Regions from separate parts of the Homo sapiens genome. Here region 2 is linked to region 1. The links are chromatin contacts, found by Hi-C or POLR2A ChIA-PET in ENCODE. All regions are on one chromosome and are shown on one strand. Each heading gives the region's core, a stretch centred on a gene start or an enhancer-like site at or near the end of the contact. The rest is flanking DNA. Distances are from core to core; before and after follow the strand shown. Region 1 has its middle 330 kb from the start of RGMA. Region 2 has its middle 380 kb from the start of LINC02207.

Region 1 (6,903 bases), core at 2,516-5,015:
GACAAAGTGGCTGGCTCCTCTGTTTCTCTTTCCCTTTTATGCCTATTGCAAGAAGCTGTAATAATCAAAGACGGCCAAAACTTTCTTTGAACTGGGTCTTTGTGGCCTTTTTGCAGTCTTCAGACCTCATGGTTTCTCAGTGGCAGTTCATCCCAGCAGCTTCTCCTTTCTCTGCCTGTGACTTCTGCCGCACTTGCGGGTGCTACCATACACTGCCGGTGGTGTTGGTCCCATGGTGACACAGCGCTTGGCAATTTACACAATGCTTTCAGCTCTACCCTACTGAAACGGGAAAAGTTCCCTTATCCCCCTCGCAGGGCGTGCAACAGGGGTGTGACTCACTTCTTCGGTGCCCTGCTGCTCACACCCCTCAGGGGGAGCCTGCAGGACAAGTTGTGGCAGCATTTTGGGCTCTGACCCTGTGGCAGCATCTAGGGTTGAGTGTTTACAGCTCCGGAAGCCCCAGTGAGTGTGTGATACAGGGTGCTCTTTCAGTTTTGCCGTCTGCAGGTGGCCTGTGTTAATCAACTCAATTAGACCCTCTGCCTTATTGCAAGGACAGAGGGCTTTCTCTATCCCAGGTTCTTGCCTCAGTGTATCAGAAAAATTGGATCACATGTGGGCTTGGAGGATGGGTGCAAGGTTTTATTGAGTGGAGCTAGCTCTCAGTGAGGTGGATGGGGGGCCAGAAGGGGGACGGAGTGGGAAGGTGGTCTTCTCCTGGAGTCGGGCTGTCCAGCGGCTGGGCTCTCCCCTGACTGCCCCCAGCTGAATTCCATGTCACCCGCCATCCATTGCCTGCCGGCATCTGCCGGTGCCTGTCGGTGTGCTCTTCCTGTCATTTGCTCCTCTCAACGTCCAGCTGCCTGTGTCTGGGTCCACTAGGGTCTCGGGGTTTTTGTAGGCACGGGATGGGGGTGTGTGGTGGGCCAGAGTGATCTTGGAAAACGCAACATTTGAGCTCGAAAACAGGAGTGCCTGTCCTCACTTAGGTACGTGGGCACAGGCCTGAGGGTGGAGCCCTCGCCAGGGACCCCAGCCTTCTTTACCCAGCACTTCCCTGTCCTCCTCCCGTGTCACTGTCACAGGTGAGCTCCCTGTCTCGGAGTGCCTCTTCTTGGTTACACCATGTAGGTCGCGTCCCTACCAAGGGATCCTGCTTTCCTGTTCTCCGTTGATTGGACACGGGTTGGACATTTGATCCTGGGTTGGGGTAAGGAATCTATTGGATGGCCACAGCTGTGCCATTCCTCATTGAAGAGTTTGAGAGACTGTGGTTAGACTGCTGTGCTCTGTCGTCTGCTAGGGCAGAGGTGACCTCCCCAAGATTGCAAATGTGGAGAAAAGAGCCTTGAAAAGTTACAAATCCTCTGAGAAGAAGGAAATGAAGCTCTGGACAAAGGGGACCCGAGAGAAGACCTGCAGGCCCAGAGAGGCAGAGGAGAGAGAGATGGAGAGTCTGTGACTGCCTTTCCAGTTTCTGTTCTCTGTTCTGTGATAGTCTACTTTCTGCAGAAAAGAAAGCCTTCTTTTGAGAATTCTAGTCTGGCTGATTTTCTGTTTTCTTTTTATACAATTGCACGAAGGCTCCCCAAGTCGTCAAGTTTCCCTTGCTTGGCATGTTATCCTCATACACAGAATCCTCTCTGTGTGCTAGTGGGATTGCCCATCCCAGATCCTAAGGCATTCATAGTCCCGGCAGGGACCTCCCTGCAGAGAGCTCCTTTGCCTACTAGCACCCAGTTTCATTTGAGAAACATCATCAGCTGACAGATCCTTTGCGTGACCATTGCAAGCTGTGAAGAGGAGGCAGTGCTGTCTCAGATGGGGTCTTCTTCCTGTTTCTCCTTCCTTCTAGAAAGATGAGGCATATGTGTAAGACTGCAGTCAGCAGGGGCCACCAGAGAATCTTCCACTTGAATGGCCGGTGATGCTTTCCCAAAGTTTGTGCTGCTGAGCAGGAGGAGGCCTGGTTTGCTGGGCAGAGAGGGTGGCAAGAACAGGAACTAACAGAGAGGGTGGCAACAACAGAACAGTTGCAGATCCAGGAGCTGGGATCAAGAGGCTCCTGTGGGGGCTGTTTCCAATCATTGGGGAATGAATGTGGGGAGGGAGATGGCTTCCCAAATCAGATACACTACATTTCTCATAAGAGCAGCTTGTAAGGCTTTGTCCCATGTTCAGGGGCGGCTGCGAAGGCCTCTTGGGTGGCAGCCTCATTGTGACTGATGGCTGCATGTGGGGAGAGAAGGGGAGACTGGCCTTGGCATCCAGGCTGTGGAAGGGGAAGGGAGGAGAGAGCTGTTTCTGGAATTGGAGTGAGGAGGAAGGTAGAGGAAGAAAGCCATACGGTTTGGAGGGCCTAGGGCTCCTTGAAAAGGACTTCTAGGCCAGCCCCAGCAGGGACTTGTGGAGTAGGATTACAGAACATGTATGTGTCCTGGTGAGGAGGGCAGAAGCCTGAAGCTTCCCGGAGGCTTAGAGGGAGCACAGCAAGAGGAATCCTGAAATGAGAGTGGAAGAACTGGGGACTGTGAGGCCAGAGAAGGCACGCAGGGAGCTGGGTCTTTGAACTTTCTAGTTCTAGTGTCAGGATTCTGAAATACAGTAAGGTTGGACTCACATCTTTATTACTTGGGCCTAATTAAGAAAAAAGAAAAAGCAACAAAAGAAAATGGCAGAAAACATTTATGACCTTCAAGGATCTGTGATGCCTGCCCTGACACACACCCTTGAACCCTGGGCAGGAACCATCACTCGTACATCACAATGACTTGGATTTGATATCTTCAAATTTTAATCCAAGCAAAGCCATGAAAGCCTTTGCTTTCTTAAAAGAGGCCGACTTTTCCCTAGTTCCATTTGAATTTACTTTTTAAGCCCTCTTTTCAGAGCTAGAAATAAATTTCTTGTAAATTTCTGCATAAACACGCCTGTCCCCATTTCAACAGGGTTCTGTAGTTGACAGTGCTTTAGTGAACTAGTTCTCACAAAACATGTGCAACGCAAACTTCATTTCGTTCCAGTCCTTTGTGCAAAAAGATAATTGCCAGTTGTATGCTGTTTGTTTTGTATTCTCAGAAAAGAAAAAGGGAACCAAAGGGAAACTTTTCAAATATTTTTCACTGTTAAATCTAAATTCCCTATCTCTCTTTTAAAAAAAAATCTATATAAATACATGGGGTACAAGCGTAATTTTGTTACACTCATAGATTGTGTAGTGGTGAAGTCAGGGCTTCTGGGATATGCCTCACCCAAATAACATACATGGTGCCCATTAAGTAGAAATTCTCTCTTTATTGAAAATATTCTAATCAGCCAAAACTTTAAGACTTGTGTATAAACATTTGTGTAGCTCATAACAAATAGCAAAGAAATTTAGGAAAGGAATCATAATTCCTAAAACCTCACCGCCGTTCCCTCTGGGTGGCAGTTTCTTTAAACTACCCTCTAACTCTATGAGGGAAAGTATTGCCTACCTGGCTTGGGTTGGCCGCTACCAGATGGATAGATTTTCTGTGCCTGCCTCTTCACAATGAGATTTGTGAACTACTTGGGGGCAGGGACTGTTCTCAGACCCACTTCTCATCTCTGTACCTGGCCCATAATGAGTACTCAATAGATGTTGGTGGAATGAAACTGCTTTGTAAATCCTACAAGTTTTAGGTTTGAAGCTCTGATTTCTTGCTTCAGAGCATAGACATTTTAAATTATGACGTTCTGGTGTGAAGAACAGCATCTGGCCCTGGCCATCAGGCACGCCACTGACAAACCTCCACGTTGGAAGAAACGCCCATGGAAGGAGGCCAGGCCGAGCTCCCACAGGGAAGCAATCTCAGAGTCTGGGTGTTGGACTAGAGGGGAACCCAGAGATCATCCAGCACTGCCCCTTCAAATCCTCTAATTTACCTTGAAAGAAAAGAATTTCTGTGATTTTCAGATATACTTTTTTTCCCCGAAGATACTCTGGAAAAAATAAAACCTTGAATATAACCTGGAGCTTTTTGTACCCTACGACTGAAAAATGACTCAGAGAAAGACCCCGGCTGGAGAGTTCCTTCTTTCTCACACTCTTTGTGGTACACGTATGGCTTCATTGCCTCCCTTACTTCAGGGAATGAAAAGAGAGATGGGATCTCTGTGCATGTGTCATCAGGTCCTTAGGGGACCAGTAGATTCCTTCCTTTAGCTTCTCTGCAGATAAAACCAATCCTTAGAGACCCGAAGCAGAGCTCTTTGGAGAAAGCAGCAGGGGCTCCTTCCTGGAAGTGCCCCATGGGATCCTCCCTGGAAAGAACCCAGAGTGCAAAGGCTGCGAGCCGTGCCCCTCCCGGGGCAGGCTGGGAGGCCTCAAGCTGAGTGCTGATTTGCTGCTGACACCAGCAGCGGCTTCTGCTGCTTACTTTGAGGCCTTCTGGAAATTTGCTTGGAAATACTTCTGTAAAGCTCTCCCTCCCAGGGGCAGAAGGAAGGCTCTCACTGTGGAGTGTTATGTGCTGAGATGTTACAGGTGAGACACTCAGCATCAGACCACAGCAGCTCAGGCTTGACAAAAGGACCAACATATCATCAAAGTCAACTTCACAGGAAAAGATTCAGAGGGCCCTCCCATCCCATGATATTTTGCTCTAGAAAGAGCAGGTCACGAATGACAGAGCAGGGGTTGGGTGCATCAGCCCTAGGGGTTTTGAACTCATCCAAAAAGGGTAACTTCTTCCAGGCCATTTCATTCTGCCTCTACTTCCCCATACCATTCCTGCCCCACCTGCAACTGCCAAATAGCGGCTCCATCAATGACCTGGTTCCTGGGATGCCCTGGACCGGGAGATTGTTTCAGAGTTGGGTGGTCAGGGAGCCATGATGGGCCCAGAAAGACAGTAGAGAGCCAGGACTAGCCAGCAGAGTGGGGCTGACTTCCTGGGAGAGTAGAGGCTGGCAGGGCCTCTGGGGAGGGGTGGTGATGTTGGCATTAGAGCAAATCACGCCAGTGGATCAGCTCTGGGAAGGGTGAATGAGGCCTTGTTTGTGCGCCTGAAATATCAAAGCCAAGGATGGAGAAGTTCTTTTTGATTCCATCACCCTTAAGGCAGAAAGGGACCACTGATAAGCCACAAGCAATCTTCACACATCTCCTGTGGTTTGTCTGTGTCCCCGCCCACATCTCATCTTGAATTGTAATCCCCATAATCACCATGTGTTGTGGGAGGGATCCGGCGGGAGGTAATTGAATGAAGGGGGCTGCTTCCCCCATACTGTTCTTGTGATGGTGAGTGAGTTCTCACAAGATCTGATGGTTTTATAAGCATCTGGCATTTCCCCTGCTGGTACTCGTTCTCTCTCCTGCTGTCCTGTGAAGAGGTCCTTCTGCCATGATTGTTAAGTTTCTTGTGGCCGCCCCCCCGCCACAGCCATGCGGAACTGTGAGTCAATTAAACCTCTTTTCTTTATAAATTACCCAGTCTCAGGTATTCCTTCTTAGCAGCGTGAGAAGGGAGTAATATACCATCTCTCTGCTAGAACATGTCTGGAAGGGAGATAAAGATATTTATGTGTTCAGTTTTACAATTATATTGTTTGTGCACACACACACACACACATACATATACCTAGGATAAGGTTCTCGTACTTTTCAAAATTTAAAATGGTACCTATTCCATAGACTATGCTTAGAAAACAAGTGCTTGATTTACTAAACTAAGCCCAGGGAAGGTTTTAACAATTGATAGTGGTAAGTAAGTGCCCTTGTCCCTTACTAATTCTAAATTTTACCTACTTGTCTGACAAGCAGTTTGAATTGTCTGAAGGCCCTTTGTGAATTCCCAAAACTGGGCATGTGTTTGGTTGTTTGTGGTTGACAGTGTGAGGAGTAAAAAAGGTTTCCCTAGAGCGTCTGTGGGGTTTCTTTCAATATGACATGTAGAAGAATGTAGCATTTAGATGTGAGAAATTACTCAAAACAGACTCCATTCATAACTAAAATGCTTGTTGTGCCCTGGGTTGCGCGCGCGCGCGCACACACACACACACACACACACACACACACACACGTGTTTTGAAAGAAGAGTGGGAAGGAAGCAGAAAATTAAGAATAGCCTTTAAGAAGACACAGGTGGCTCCAGGCGGGAAGTGCTGCTGCTGTGATGCCCCCGGAAATGCTGTCCTGCCAACACTGAGGGTCTTTTGGGCCAGTGGGCCTCATGGGGTCCTCTGCCTGGCAGGGGGAAGGTGGGCAAAGGCTGGTGCCCAGGTCTGTGCAGGCTACTGTGCTTGTTTTGGGGAGAGGGGCCGTGCCAGCTCCACCCGGGAGCAGGATCCACCCTTCTGTTTCTTTGCCACGTGCAGGCTTCTCCCTGCCCATTCTCTTCTCAGCAGAGCTGCCACATGGATCCTGGGCTCATCCTCCATTAGCCCTTCAATCTTGTAAATGACAAGGAAAAGAGAATAGGTGGGTGGAAATGAGATTCAGAGAGGACAGCTATGGAGAGGGATGTGGCCTCAGCCCTGTGCACACCTAGCCTGTCCTCCCTGAGGCTCTGCTGGGAGCAAAACCTCCCTACACAGCAGAGCAGCCAGACTCCTGGAAGTCTCCACAGAGCGTGGTTGCAGGTGCAGAGGGGCCCCTCAAATCAGTTCAAATTCTATATATTTTAAAACAAGGCAGAGAACATTGTCACACTGCAGCAGCATCACAGCTGAGTCCAGTTCATTTTGGTCTCCCATCCAAGTACTAACCAGGCCCAACCCTGCTTAGCTTCTGAGATCAGATGAGAGATCACCATGAACCCTCTTAGAGGGATCCCACAAGAAGTTCCTGGGTTGAGAGGATCTATGACCTAGAAGCTTGATGCATGCATGATTCATGGAATCTTCATTTCCTTGGGATAGTGTTGCTTCTAGTGGGTG
Region 2 (6,903 bases), core at 3,075-5,574, 63 kb after region 1:
ATTTCTGATATTTATCAAAAATTGGGTCTGATAAAGTAGGAGGAACAAATGTCATTGAGCCATCAGATATGAAAAAGTGCAGCAGACAGGATTGGGCTCCTTCAATTAGGCATTTGGGGATATGGTTATTTATGTATGTATATATTTATTTATTTATAGTTTGAGGGTTGGAGCTGAAGGAGTTGTTGATCTCTACAATGAGCTAATTTTTAGCATTACAAGGAGTTTTCTTTTTCAACAGTGTCTTTATGTGATCTCTCTAAGTCTTAGTATGTGTGCTTCAAATTATACAGAAAGATTGTGATAAGCTGAATTGCATCCCTCCTTCCCCAAATATGTTGGCATTCCAATCTCCAGTACGTCAGAATGAAACCTTCTTTGGAGATAGGTGCTTTACAGAGGTAATCAAGTTAAGATGAGGGCATTTGGGTGGGCCCTAATCCAGTATGACTGGTGTCCTTATAAAAAGGGGAAATTTGGACTCACAGACAGACACACACAGAGGAAGACGGTGTGAAGAGACACAGGGAAAAGGTGGCCATCTACAAGCCAAGGAGAGAAGTCTGCAATAGACCCGTCACTGATAGCCCTCAGAAGGAACCAACCCTGCTGGCACCTTGATTTTGGATTCTAGCCTCTGGAACTGTGAGAGAATACGTTTTTGTTGTTTAAGTCACCCATTTTGTGATACTTTGTTACAGCAGCCCTAGGCAACTGATGCGGACTTGTGAAGGATTTTCGATTACAGGACCTAAGAGAAGGTTTATGAGTATTGGAAATTGTGATATAAATTAAGGTCTTTAGAAAGAAAGAGGTGAATAGGTAGAAAAGGTTTGAAAACACTGACTGTTTTTTAAGTAAGAGATATGATCTTGGCTGGGTGTGGTGGTTCATGCCTGTAATCTCAGCACTTTGGGAGGCCAAGGGAGGCGGATCTCTTGAGATCAGGAGTTCAAGACCAGCCTGGCCAACATGGTGAAACTCCGTCTCTTTGGTTCAATTTACCTAATGATAATCAAACCCTATGGTTTGAAAATATAAAAAGTTAGCCAGGTGTGGAGGCGCACACCTGTAACCCCAGCTACTGGGGAGGCTGGGGCAGGAGAATCACTTGAACCTGGGAGGCAGAGGTTGCAGTGAGCCGGAGGTGGCAGTGAGCCAAGGTGGTTCTACTGCACTCCAGCATGGGTGACAGAGCAAGACGCCATCTCAAAAAAAAAAAAAAAAAAAAAAAAAAAGGAAAGAGATATGGTGTCTAAGGAAGATCAGTGAGTGGAAACCAGCCCCAGGAAAGCTACTCTCTTGAATAAAGAAAATGACTAAGGTAATAGTAATCTTTTTTCCACCTGGTTGCCTGGGCTGGGCATTTTGTCAATTGCTCCATCACTACCAGTGGGTTTGCTGGGCGTGGGGCCATGGAAGCAAGTTTTTTCTTTCTTTCCTACTGGTCATGGGAGTTTAGTCATTTTCACAGTCAATTGGAAAATAACAGTTGTAAAGGCATTTTGAAGAACACACGCTGGGGCGTTGGGCCACCTTTTCTTGGCTTGAAATTGAGGCAGAGGGGTCAGAATTAACAAAGAAAATCATGCAGCCTGGCTTTTATTCTTCAGCAAACATTTCCTGAGTGCCTGCTCTGTTCCAGGTGCTGGCTGGGTACTGGAGCCAATGCATGGTTGACTAAAGAGCATACAGTCCCTGCCCACATGGTACTTAGATCCATTGTTTAAGAAGCAAGCTTAGACCTGAGCCGTGTAGGAGAATAGCTCACATTCACAGAGGTGGGAAAGGACAATGTTTTAGTAATTTGAATGGCATTAGGCTGAGGAACAGACAGCAAAAGCAAGGCACAGGGGCGTGTTGGGGGGAATGGGGAGACAAAGGCCCCATCCCAAGTCTTTGAATGCTCTTCTGAATCCACACACTGCCACTGTTAGCCCCCCTGCAGTTAGGAACTTGCCGGATCTCCCATCAAAGGTGAATTCCGCAGGAAAGAGATGGGCTTTGAATAATAATGCCTGTGTTACTTTTGTTAATTCTTCCCTGAGCGTAAGTCCCAAAGGCTGGAGAAAAAGCAAATCTTTTTTCAGTGCATTTCATTTGAAAAGTAAATTTCATCCATTTGTTTCTAGATAGCTCTTGCCTCCGGCCTTGAACAAAATTAATTTTGGAAAATGAATTCCACTTGGCAACTATATATCTTGAAACAAGGGCCAGCCTTTAAAAATGTGTTGCAATGTGTACACTTGGAGGCATGAGAAGTAGATACTTGTAAGATCCGTGCAATCCTGGTTCAGTATTAGCTCCTTCTCTAAGGGCACCCATAGGGCCCGGTTCTCGGTGAGGGGCCTCCCTCTGCAGGTGGAGTATAAGCATGCAATTCCTGCTCCCAAGGAGGGGGCTTCTGCCATCTTGGGAGCTGTTGGGGGAAACTTTGGAGACCACCAGGAACCCCTAAAGCCCTTGAGAACTTTAAGAAGACATGATGCTGGGGTGGAGGGTTGTGGGGGTGAATGGGATCCACCCTCCTCTACAGGTCCTTGATTTTCCTTGGGCTGCTGTACTAAGGGTCTACTTTCTTCTCTCTTTCACCACACCCTACCCCCTTCCCCCCATACATTAATGCTTTCCAGTGACATGCTATGGCAAACCTAAAGACCTGCTTGATTTAGTCCTTTAAGCTAAAGAAATTCAGCCTTCCTAACCATAACTTTCTGTTTGGGAGTTAGAGAATCACAGAATATCACATTGCATGGAGCCTCAGACTGATGGAGAACTATTTTTCAGTATTAGAGCAGCTTTTCATTACCCATTCTATATATTAGAATGATGCGGGAAGGTGAAGAAAATCAGGGAACTAGTAAAACTGAGAAAGGAAAACAAGTTGATTTTTCATTAATTCGACAGTTGCGGAGACTCTATATGTAGGTCTGGCCCTGGACTAAGCACAGGCGTAAATAAGACTATTCCTGTCCTCAAGACCCTACCCATTTACCAGGGGAGAGAAACATCTAAGCAATTATAATACAGTGCCGCCCAGTATTGTCATGTTTGCCCAAGATGCAGGGGAACGTCCGGGGGAAGGGCAACAATAAACAGGGAAGAATTTGGAAAGGAGTTGGTGGTGGAGCTCAGTGGTATAAACCAGTAGGTGTTGGAAGCTGAGAGAGGAGTTTTAGGCAGGGCAGAGCAGAGACAATGTTTGAAGACAGGGAGAGCACAATACGTCCGGCAAAGTGCAATAGGAAGAGAGTATGTCTGGCGTGGAGGGTGTTACGGAGGTAGGGCAGGAGCAAGACAAAAATGTGGGTAGAGACAGACCAGGATAAGTCTTCTGGGAGCCTGGAGTTCTCTTTCAAGGGATGAGCAGCAGTCGGGGACCCATGGATTCAGGTTGGTATTTTAGAAAGAGCCTGCTGGTACCAGGGTGGAGGTGGATTGGAGGGTAGTGAGCCTGGAGGCGGGAATAAAGTGGAAAAGTCCAGTCTGGTCCCAGCATCCCAGGTGTGAGCCACGTGGCCTTCGGTAGGTCTGTTGCTATGACGTCAGGGGCATGCTGTAATCTGAGAGCACTTGATGGAATGCATTCTCTTACTTAAAGACTGGCTGGACCAATTATTTATTAACCATACAGGTGGCTTTTCTGTATACCTTGACTCTGACACTCACTCTTCCCAGCTCTCAAGTCCAGAGAAAACAAACTAGTTATTGAGACTGTTCCTGGCACTAGTGATATAGTTGTGAATGAAATGGACAAAAGTCCCTTCCCTTGAGGAGCTTCCATTCTACCGGCGAGACAGAACATAAACAATCGTACACATTAAATGACATTAAATGATAGGCAGCAATGAAGGCTCTGGTGAAAAATAAACATCGGGAAAGGGGCTTGCAATTTACAATAGGGAGCCAGTAAAGCCGCAATGAGGTGCTATTTTAACAAATTTGACCCCGGAGGGACCTTCACTTCAAGGGCTAAGTTGTTTAAAGGGAGGGCAAGTGTGGTCCAATTGTGCTTGCAGAGGATCTCTGGACCTTAATGGGGCCACGAGCTATGCTTGCTGTCCCTGGAGGGGGCAGCCAGGCTGACCACAGAAAATCTGTGATGGAAGGAGGGTCTAATAAACACTCTCTGTTTCTCAGCTTGGAGCTGATCTTAAATATTCAAAGCAACTCACCACTCCCTTCTCCTGTTGGCCCCCAGTTTATTTGCTGAAAAGAAAAAAAAGTTCAGCTCAGCTGTAGCATCTGTTTTCTAGTGAAGTCCTTGCTTCTTACTCAATTTTCCAGCTGGTTTGACTTATCAGTACACAAGCAGGTCACCTGACTGGCTCAGGGCCACACAGTGAGCAAAAGATTCCACCAAAACAGGAACCCAACCTTATTTTTATTATTATTTTTTTATATTGCACAGTTTCTGGGAGTTCCACAGTTGTGGCAGATGGGATGCTAATCACATTCACGGAAAATGTATGCAAGGAACTTCAGTGCAGAACTCTGCATCTGGCTCGAGGACTCTGTATGACTCGACTTCCCTAGTGGAAGGGGGAAAGCAGAGAAACACCCTCCTCCATCCATTAAAAGGCCATTTTGCACATGACTTGAAGACTCCCCAGTTGGAGGCCCTCGTTCCAGTGCAGCTGCATTTTGGGTTGCATCCTCTTCAAAGCCCACACCCCAAGGTGTGGCCTTGCCCAGTTAATTTATTTTTTCTTTCCCCACTTCCCTTCTTCTCATCCCTGTTCCTCCTGCCGCCGGGCAATTTCAAGTTCATAAGCAAGCTGCTACAGTGTTAGGGACTTTCTGGGTAGAAATGGCATGCGGTTGCTGGTGAAATCTTACCAGTATTTGCGGTGAGGTTGAGATTGACACAGGTTTAGAAAATATAAAAATCACCTATGGGCCCTCTCATTTGTGATTCTCCTTTTTGTTTGCAGTAACCTTTGGGTTAAGTCTTTCAAGCTAATCCATTCAGCTTCAGTCCTTTAACCCTTTGATGTTTGTTATCTATTTAAGCTACAAGAACCTTATCTTCAAATGAAGATTAATGTGAAAACAAACTGGTTGTGGCTTTCACAGAAGTTCCATTGGATCCAAAGCCCCTGCCCAACAGGCTTCTCCTGTCCCCTCTCCACACATCCCCTTTGTGACTCAGGGCCTGTGGAACCTTAGGCAAAGGTCTTTAACTCTCTGAGCCTCAGTGTTCTCATCTGTCATTTGGGCACAATTATATGCACCTCTTGGGGTGTTGGTGGGGATGAATGAAATGGTACATACCCAGTGACTTGCACACTGAATGGTCAATTAGTCTTTTCTTCTTGACTCATTCTGAGGTGGGTTCTAAGTGGCCATCTTGATTTTTTGTCAATACTACTGCTTAAGTGAATCCCTGGAGTCATAGTCTGAAACCCTAAGTATACCCTTCCCAATTCCCTACTTTACCAGACTAAGCCCTTCACTCAGGTAGTTCATTTCTTATTTTTATTATTTTCCCTGTCTTTCTAGGTACCCCCAGGGTTTCCTTCCTGGCTCCCTTCTCTAACCTCATTCAGTCACCAATGTAAAGTTTTCCTTTTTATTTTGAGAATGTCAAACATGTAAAGGTAGAATAGTCCAGAGTGAATATTACAGTGGACACTATATATCCATCAACTGGAATTAACAACTATTGACAGTATTAACATTCATTATCGTATATTCTTCATCTTTTTTTGCTAAAATATTTTAGAGCAAATCTAAACAATTATGAATTTCATTGATAGTTTTTCATGTACATATATATCACTAAAAAATAAGAACATCTTAAATATTCACAGTAACTTAATCATACTGTACAAAATAAAAACCCAAGAATTTATTAATGTCATCTACCACCCAGTCCATATTCAATGTCTTTTCATACATGGTTTGTTAGAATCAGAATCCGAATAAAGCCCATACGTTAGCTTTGGTTCTTTCAATCGCCAATTCCGCCCTTCCCCAGTTTATTCTGCCATGACAAGTCGTGATCACTGGGTTTATACTCTCCTCTTTTTTTTTTTTTTTAATTTTACTTTAAGTTTTAGGGTACATGTGCACAACGTGCAGGTTAGTTACATATGTATACATGCGCCATGTTGGTGTGCTGCACCCATTGACTCGTCATTTAACATTAGGTATTGGGAGGAGTCAAAAGGCAAGGTCAAAGGTTAAAGATCGTCTCTGTCTTGACAGGTATTTTGATGGCTCTCCATTGCGTATTTGTAAGTGTCTAAACCCTTCCATTTACACTTTAACACATCAACTTTTCATTCTTTTACAGAAGAGACACTTTGTTGCAGGGACTTTCTGAGGACCATGATGAGAAGAACTAAGATGGTGTATGTGCAATGCTTAACCCTACCCAGTACACAGAACATACTCAAAAAGTTTATGGATTCTTTTTTTTTTTTTTGAGACGGAGTCTCTCTCTGTCCCCCAGGCTGGAGTGCAGTGGCGCCATCTCGGCGCACTGCAAGCTCCGCGTCCTGGGTTCACGCCATTCTCCTGCCTCAGCCTCCCGAGTAGCTGGGACTACAGGCGCCCACCACCACGCCCGGCTAATTTTTTGTATTTTTAGTAGAGAGGGGGTTTCACCGTGTTAGCCAGGATGGTCTCGATCTCCTGACCTAGTGATCCACCGGCCTCAGCCTCCCAAAGTGCTGGGATTACAGGCATGAGCCACCACACCCGGCCAAGTTTATGGATTCTTAATTGGTAGTGATCATTATGATCATTGCATCTTAGAAAGCGGGTCTTTGGGTCAGCGGACTTACACTGGAAATCTGCATTTTCTCCTCGTCATCAAGCATGTTACTGAAGGAGCATCTCTGAGTCTCCCTTTCATCAGTGATGAAGTGAGAGTGATATGATCTCTTAGCACTTTGA

The links. Hi-C counts contacts between places; a loop is a spot of excess contacts on that map. ChIA-PET counts read pairs that join two places held with the same protein, here RNA polymerase II (POLR2A). Pooled maps may share reads with other maps.
Region 2: a loop to region 1 is called in a map of heart left ventricle, with 4 times the contacts of the local background. The contact joins two enhancer-like sites. A Hi-C loop is called at or near these places in 1 of 168 maps with a recorded cell type or tissue (heart left ventricle), 1 of 37 single-sample maps with no recorded cell type and 1 of 50 pooled maps. POLR2A ChIA-PET finds 5 or more read pairs at or near these places in 2 of 52 experiments (A673 and Panc1).

Annotation. Positions count from the first base shown.
Region 1 is chr15:93,413,571-93,420,473 of GRCh38, forward strand. No RefSeq gene overlaps it. Among named protein-coding and RNA genes, the nearest start is that of RGMA, 330 kb to the left of the region's middle. Within about 2 kb of position 3,766, at least 3 of the 41 ENCODE cell types and tissues checked have a DNase peak (open chromatin) inside an H3K27ac peak, as active enhancers do.
Region 2 is chr15:93,475,592-93,482,494 of GRCh38, forward strand. No RefSeq gene overlaps it. Among named protein-coding and RNA genes, the nearest start is that of LINC02207, 380 kb to the right of the region's middle. RefSeq lists an enhancer at 1,419-2,163. Within about 2 kb of position 4,325, at least 2 of the 41 ENCODE cell types and tissues checked have a DNase peak (open chromatin) inside an H3K27ac peak, as active enhancers do.